2 separate regions of the Homo sapiens genome follow, and region 2 is linked to region 1. Evidence: chromatin contacts called from ENCODE Hi-C or POLR2A ChIA-PET data. All regions are on one chromosome and are shown on one strand. Each heading gives the region's core, a stretch centred on a gene start or an enhancer-like site at or near the end of the contact. The rest is flanking DNA. Distances are from core to core; before and after follow the strand shown. Region 1 overlaps MTHFD1L (methylenetetrahydrofolate dehydrogenase (NADP+ dependent) 1 like). Region 2 overlaps AKAP12 (A-kinase anchoring protein 12).

What was found. A loop is a pair of places that touch in the nucleus more often than their neighbours do. ChIA-PET counts read pairs that join two places held with the same protein, here RNA polymerase II (POLR2A). Pooled maps may share reads with other maps.
Region 2: a loop to region 1 is called in a pooled map, with 3 times the contacts of the local background. The contact joins two enhancer-like sites. A Hi-C loop is called at or near these places in 6 of 50 pooled maps. POLR2A ChIA-PET finds 5 or more read pairs at or near these places in 2 of 52 experiments (AG04450 and activated T-cell).

What each region holds. Positions count from the first base shown.
Region 1 is chr6:151,013,153-151,017,102 of GRCh38, forward strand. It overlaps MTHFD1L (methylenetetrahydrofolate dehydrogenase (NADP+ dependent) 1 like), which reads left to right. Exons shown (of 28, transcript NM_015440.5): 22 at 627-668; 23 at 1,728-1,828; 24 at 2,364-2,541. Among named protein-coding and RNA genes, the nearest start is that of MIR12131, 88 kb to the right of the region's middle. Within about 2 kb of position 1,344, at least 6 of the 41 ENCODE cell types and tissues checked have a DNase peak (open chromatin) inside an H3K27ac peak, as active enhancers do.
Region 2 is chr6:151,284,059-151,288,040 of GRCh38, forward strand. All of the region lies in intron 2 of AKAP12 (A-kinase anchoring protein 12), which reads left to right. Among named protein-coding and RNA genes, the nearest start is that of AKAP12, 46 kb to the left of the region's middle. RefSeq lists enhancers at 44-93, 104-153. Within about 2 kb of position 1,338, at least 6 of the 41 ENCODE cell types and tissues checked have a DNase peak (open chromatin) inside an H3K27ac peak, as active enhancers do.

The DNA.
Region 1 (3,950 bases), core at 94-2,593:
GAGGACTGCTTGAGCCCAAGAGTTCGAGACCAGCCTGGGGAAGATAGCAAGACCTCGTCTCTACAAAATAATAAAAAATTATCTGGGTGTGGTGGTACACACCTGTATTCCTAGCTACTGGGGAGGCTGAGGCAGGAGGATCACTTGAGCCCAGGAGTTTGAGACCGCAGTGAGCTGTGATTGTGCCACTGCCCTCCAGCCTGGACAACAGAACTTTATGGCAATTACCGTAAAATGATTTCGAATGGTGATGTACTCTGTATAAATCAAGTATTAAACATATTATTAGTTTTATGTTCTAATTTGAACCAATGTTTGAGAAGTTTCATACTGTTCCATTGGCTCAAATTAGAATCATCCAGGGAGATTTTAAACATTACTGATCCCAGGTTCCCCTCCCAGAACTTCTGCTTTCATTGGTCTGGGTGGAGCCCAGGGATCAGTGTTTTCTAAAAGCTTCCCGCAGGAGTTTAGGTTTAGCCAGTGCTGCCAGCTACTGTTTTAAAAGCACAAAACATAGAGGTACATTTCTAAAAATTGAATGTGATTATGTTGTTCTTTCTTTCAGATCGGTTGTGTAAGCATTTTTATAGGATTATTCTTCATGTTTTCTCTCCTTATTTCAGGTAACGGCTGGTGTTCCTCTTAAGAAAGAATATACAGAGGAGGTAAGAGGAGCTGTTTAGATGCTTATGTGAAGAATCTCTTAAATCCAGTGACTCGTTGGCTTTCAGTGAATGAGCCCTCCTTCAGTGGCCTCTTAGAAAAGTGCTGTTCTGTCCGGGCGCAGTGACTCACACCTGTAATTTCAGCACTTTGGGAGGCCAAGGCGACCGGATCACATGAGGCCAGGAGTTCAAGACCAGCCAGGCAAAACCCATGGCCAACATGGCAAAACCTCATCTCTACTAAAAATACAAAAATTAGCTGGGCATGGTGGCTCACGCCTGTAGTCCCAGCATGAGAATCGCTTGAACCTGGGAGGCAGAGGTTGCAGTGAGCTGCGATCGCACCACTGTACTCCAGCCTGGACGACAGAGTGAGACTCTGTCTCAAAAAAAAGAAAAGAAAAGTGCCGTTCTAAGAATCCGAGAGGAAATGGATGGGATGAAAGGATAAAATTCATTCAGTTAACTCTTAAATATCAAGAAAAGATGGATATAGGCTTTGTCTACTATTGTGTACTCCCAGGGTAGCCATCAGAGCAGGAACTCAAGGTCTCCAGGTCAGAAACAAATATGAAGCTTACACTTCTGTATTCTTTTGTCATGGAAGGTCTATATACAGTTGGCTTTATGATTTACAGGAGTGGCTTACTCTTTTCTGTAAATAGACTTTGATTTGCTGGCAGCAGTACCTCTTAGCTCCTACAGGTGGCGCCAGGGATCTGAGCCAGGAATACCTGGTCAGAGCTCCTCACCCACCTGGGGCCTTGTGCCTGTCAGGCCTCAACCTGCAGAGCATGGGCGCATTGCATAGACCCTGCAGCCTGTCCTCAGCAGGGTGAGCTGCCAGGCTTCAGACCCACCCATATGCCATTGGATCCAGAATCATTTTAGAAATTATTTTGAAGACGAACCTCTTTATTCTTGCAGCCATCTTTCTTGGAGGAAAAAGTGAAAAAAGATGTAGCAAATCCTGCCAGAGAGGTGCTGGCAGTTTAGCTTGGCAGGTTTGGTGGGAGACAATACACAGGGGTCTGGGTTTTGCTTTTTTCTTTTTTACAGAACATCCAGCTGGTGGCAGACGGCTGCTGTAACCTCCAGAAGCAAATTCAGATCACTCAGCTCTTTGGGGTTCCCGTTGTGGTGGCTCTGAATGTCTTCAAGTAAGTCCAGCCTCCTCCTTTAAATGTGGGCATTATCACTAGGCCACCCTGTGAACGATATTTGTGTCTTGGGGTATTTGGTCTTTCTGTGCTTCATCTAAAAGTATACAGAAATACCCAGTTCTTTCTGTTTGTTTATTTGGTTTGGTTTCATTTTAGCAAATGTGTTCTCACAATGTTATTAAGGAAGTGAAATTTATATATAGTGAGTTACTATCTCCTTGGCTTTTTTTTTTTTTTTTTTTTTTAATTCTACCCAGCATTTTTGTCTGAAACAAACTGTGAATGATCAAAGGGATATGTTATGGAATTTTCTTGATAACACCCTTAACGACTTGAAATATTTGAGTCACTTTAGAGAGGACTTTTTTTTTCCATGCTTTAAGTCTGATTTATTTAAACACGATGTGACCACTTTTGATGTTTAAAATGTATTCAGTGTTAGGGAGCGAAGTTCTGTATAAATGGTGAGTCTTTCTTTGAAAACATAGCTAAATGGATACAGATGCAAAACCACAAACATTTTCTTCACTAGGACCGACACCCGCGCTGAGATTGACTTGGTGTGTGAGCTTGCAAAGCGGGCTGGTGCCTTTGATGCAGTCCCCTGCTATCACTGGTCCGTTGGTGGAAAAGGATCGGTGGACTTGGCTCGGGCTGTGAGAGAGGCTGCGAGTAAAAGAAGCCGATTCCAGTTCCTGTATGATGTTCAGGTAAGATCTAGTAAAAACAATGGCTCACATTTCTTACACCTTAGCATGGGTTGTCCCATTCTGTTGTCACCACAACCCTACAGATAAGAAAACTAAAGATAGAAGAGTTTAGGCCCGGTGCAGTGGCTCACGCCTGTAATCCCAACACTTTGGGAGGCTAGGGCGGGCAGATCACTTGAGGTCAGGAGTTCGAGACCAGCCTGGCCAACATAGAGAAACCCCATCTCTACTAAAAATACAAAAATTAGGTGGGCATGGTGGCGTGCACCTATAGTCCCAGCTACTCGGGAGGCTGAGGTGGGAGAATTGCTTGAACCCAGGAGGTGGAGGCTGCAGTGAGCCAAGATCGAGATCACACCACTGCACTCCAGCCTGGGCGACAGAGTGAGACCCTGTCTCAAACAAACAAACAAAAAGGTAGAAGAGTTTAAGCCATATGACAAAGTCACATTTCCAAGTACAGACCCTAGCTCCTTGTCCCAAAGCCTGTGCTTTTGAAGACTCCCAAATCGCAGTCCTAAGTGAGGAGGTACTTTAGCGAACAGGATTTGACAGCTGACGCTTTCAGGAGTTGCACAGGAACAAGAGCAATTTCGTGAGGATTGGGAAACCATGGGAGGTATTTTCCTTGTTCATTTCTCTTTTTTTTTTTTGAGACAGTCTCTGTTGCTCAGGCTGGAGTACAGTGGTGCAATCTCGGCTTACTGCAACCTCTGCCTCCCAGGTTCAAGCACTTCTCTGCCTCAGCCTCCTGACTAGCTGGGATTACAGGCACCTGCCAACACGTCTGGCTAAGTTTTTGTATTTTTAGTAGAGACGGGGTTTCACCATCTTGGGCAGGCTGGTCTCAAACTCCTGATCTCATGGTTCACCCACCTCGGCCTCCCAAAGTGCTGGGATTATAGGCATGAGCCACCACACCTGGCCTCTGCTTGTTCATTTCTGTTATGGTTCTTTTCTCTTGTGGTTTTATTGAACTATGTCTAGTGTATGTGTGTGTATATATACATACATAATATATTTATTTATTTTCATTGTGGTAAATATATATATAACAAAATTTACTATCTTAGCCTTTTTTTTTTTTTTTTTTTTTTGAGACAGAGCCTTGCTCTGTTGCCCAGGCTGGAGTGCAATGGCGTGATCTCGGCTCACTGCAACCTCCACCTCCCGGGTTCAAGCAATTCTTCTGCCTCAGCCTCCCAAGTAGCTGGGACTACAGGCGCAAGCAAGCGTGCCTGGCTAATTTCTTTTTTATTTTAGTAGAGTCGGGGTTTCACCGTGTTGCCCGGGCTGGTCTCGAACTCCTGAGCTCCGGCAGTCCACCCGCCTCGGCCTCCCAGAGTGCTAGGGTTGCAGGCGTGAGCCACCACACCTGGCCCATCTTAACCATTTTTAAGTGCACGTCA
Region 2 (3,982 bases), core at 88-2,587, 270 kb after region 1:
GTATAGCTTGGTGAGTTCTTACAAGGTGAACGCACGAGTAACCCTCTCCCAGGTCAGGTTGGAGAACCTCGCCAGTGCCCCAGAAGCCTCCCTTGCATCTCCTCCTGGTTATTGCTCCATTACATTCTGACTTCTGTCTGCACAGATCAGTGTCACACATCGTTCACCAGGTATGCAGTGATCTTTGAAACCTGCACGTTGAGTCATGTCGTTACCAGAACTCCTGGCATCACTTCCACATTGCACTCTTTGCCATTGCCTGACATGAGATAAATAAGAATGCATGGCTGGGTGTGGTGGCTAACACCTGTAATCCCGGCACTTTGGGAAGCCGAGGTGGAAGGATCGCTTGAGCCCAGGAGTTTGAGACCAGCCTGGGCAACATGGCGAAACCCTGTCTCTACAAAAAATACAAAAAAATTAGCTGGGTGTGGCAGTGTGCGCCTGTAGTCCCAGCTACTTGGGGGGCTGAGGCTGGAGTATTGCTTGAGCCTGAGAGGTCAGAGCTGCAGTGAGCCATAACTGAGCTACTGCACTCCAGTCTGGGCAACAGAGCAAGACCCTGTCTCAAACAAAACCGAAACCAAAAACAAAGAATGAACACATGTCGATGTCTTATTTCTCTCTTCCCTGCCATTGGTACTTTTTGCCTATTCAGATCCAGCTCAAAACTCAACTTTTTCTGGTACACTTTCTCTTATCAACAGAACTGAAAGAGACCCCTCCCTGTTAGTACTATGTGTCTTAGTACTCTGTCTTTGATGTGTGGCACTTCCTTTTGACTTGACGCATCCAGATGACATAGGAACCCATCACAGGGATTAATCAAATGTTGACTAACGCATGGGGACCCAGGGTGGAACCAAAGCTTTTGCAAAATGATGAACATTCAGAGGCTTTGGAGAGTGAACTTGGAGGTCAACAAAGAGAATGAAATGCAAGATGCAGTATGAGCATGTGGTGGGTCTGGACTGCAAGATTCAGGCACTTTATTTTAGGAATAGTTAATGTGAAGAACATGATTTATGAACGACAGAGTGGGGAGTGTATTGAGACCAAGTAAGACTAATGCTCCATTGTGAAAACTTACATATCAAAGCAAATATATTGTCCCCTCTGTCCCCAGAAGCAATAACTGGAAACAGTTTTAGAGGACATAACCTAATTGGTATAAAAACTTTTCACTCTCAGAACTATTTTTCCCATTGTCATAGGAGTGGATACCAAATAATGTTTTCCTGTCTTGGCAGTGATTCACATTACTGAGTTTGCTATTGAACTATTTTTTCCTTGCCAGGAAGTACACATCAGAGAGCTGCATTTCACTGTGTGTGTGTGTGTGTGTGTGTGTGTGTGTGTGTATCTATTTCAATCTACTGATTACCAAAGAGCTTATAATTCTTAATGGAGAGTTTGTGGAAAAGATGAAAAAAGGATTTTTTTAAAGAACAATAACCAGAAAGTTTGAGACAATTGAGTATTATAGCAAAGTCCTTTCTTGCGGTGACTTCTCTGGTTGTAATGTCTTGGGTTAAAAAAAAAAATCAATTTCATGCAAAAAAGGGGGGAGGATTATGTAAACAAAAACAAAAAAATTTAAAGTATCACAGTCTATCATTTGGGTGAGTTGTGGAGGGGAAAAGAAGTCATTTGTACAGTTTGATGAAGAAATAAATGTATTTTCTAGTTTCTAAGATAATCTGTGTATGCTCTAAACTTAAAGCACATCATTTCCTGTAAGTCAGTATTTGGTTCAAAAGTGCAAAGGCTTTATGATTGATCATCTACATCTATCACATGATTATCTTCTGGAGGTGATAATTTTTTTTTTTTTTTGAGACGGAATTTTGCGCTTATCACCCAGGCTGGAGTGAAATGGCGCAATCTCCGTTCTCTGCAACCTTCGCCTCCTGAGTTCAAGCGATTCTTCTGCCTCAGCCTCCCAAGTAGCTGAGATTACAGGGGCACCACCATGCCTGGGTAATTTTTTTGTATTTTTAGTAGGGACGAGGTTTCACCATGTTGGCCAGGCTGGTCTTGAACTCCTGGCCTCAGGTGATCCACCTGCTTTGGCCTCCCAAAGTGCTGGGATTACAGCCATGGAGGTGATAATTTTTTTAAAAGATTAAGGCAACAGCAATTTGAGAGTGAGTCATTGATGGGACACTTGTTTAGGGAAAGCCCTTTTTCCTGCAGAAGCAAACTTGCTTCAGGAATGGCATCAGGCTGAAAGCATTTTCTTTGCATTTCAAATAAAGTTGGCAAGAAAGCTGGCACCTGTCTGCTCCATTTCTGTGCTGTTACTACACACATACGTTCTACTTTGCTTGCTGTCAAGGTTCAAGATCAGTAACAGCAGGGAGGGGGCATTTCCCAGAAGCCCACACGACTTCATGAGGAAGCGCCAACCCTCGCTGGATGGGGCGTCGGCTTGCATTCTTCGGAAACAGAAAACAAAACAAAGAAACTCTCCCTTTCTAGTCACTCACATGTGAATATTGGAGACTGTTTCACTAGCAGTTATAGTCTATACTTCTTGAAATCATTTAGTTTGCTTACAGATCTTGAACCAAGTGGTTAAGGAATGAATCCTTTCCATTGAGGTATCCGTTATCTATTATTATTTATTTAAGCGCATATGAACCAAACGAGCCACTTTGTACTCTGTCTTTCCAGGCGTCAAAGCAGGGTAAGTTGCCCCTCTTGACTGAGTCCCGAATGTGGTCTGAGTCAGAGAAGGTTAGAGCTCAGAGCTCGAGAGAGTTCAGGTCTTTTACAAAACAAAACAAGTCAGGTGAGAACCAAAGCTACTGCTGTTGACTTGACCAAGGTCCCACAGTTGTTGGGGTGGCAGCGATGGGGTAAGCATATTTTCTTTTTCTTTCTTTTTTTTTTTTTGAGACGGAGTCTCGCTCTGTTGCCCAGGCTGGAGTGCAGTGGCGTGATCTCGGCTCACTGCTCACCTCTGCCTCCCGGGTTCACACCATTCTCCTGCCTCAGCCTCCCGAGAAGCTGGGACTACAGGCGCCCGCCACCATGCCCGGCTAATTTTTTATATTTTTAGTAGAGATGGGGTTTCACCGTGTTATCCAGGATGGTCTCGATCTCCTGACCTTGTGATCCACCCGCCTCGGCCTCCCAGAGTGCTGGGATTACAGGTGTGAACCACCACGCCCGGTCTATTTTCTTTTTTTTATTTTGATTTCATTTTATTTTTCTGAGACGGGGTGTTGCTCTGTTGCCCAGGCTGGAGTACAGTGGCACAATCATGGCTCACTGTGGCCTCAACTTCCTTGGTCTCAGGTGATCCTCCCACCTTAGCCTCCTGAGTAGCTGGGACCACAGACACAAGTCAGCACGCCCAGCCAATTTTTGCATTTTTTGTAGAGTTGGGATTTCACCATGTTGCTCAGGCTAGTGTCTAACTCTTGGACTCCAGCGATCTGCCCACCTCGGCCTTGGAAAGTGCTAGGATTACAGGCGTGAGCCATCAGGCCCGGCCATGTTTACTTATTAATATTTTAAAGAATTATGAGGAATGCTTTTACACCGTTGGTCGGAGTATAAATTAGTCAACCATTGTGGAAGACAGTGTGGCGATTCCTCAAGGATCTAGAACCAGAAATACCATTTGATCCAGCAATCCTGTTACTGGGTATATACCCAAAGGATTATAAATCATTCTACTATAAAGACACATGCATACGTATGTTTATTGCAGCACTGTTCACAATAGCAAAGACTTGGAACCAACCCAAATGCCCATCAATGATAGACTGGATAAAGGAAATGTGGCACATATACACCACGGAATACTATGCAGCCATAAGAAAGGACGAGTTCATGTCCTTTGCAGGGACATGGATAAAGCTGGAAACCATCATTCTCAGCAAACTAACACAGGAACAGAAAACCAAACACCACATGTTCTCACTCATACGTAGGAGTTGAACAAGGAGAACACCTGGACACAGGGAGGGGA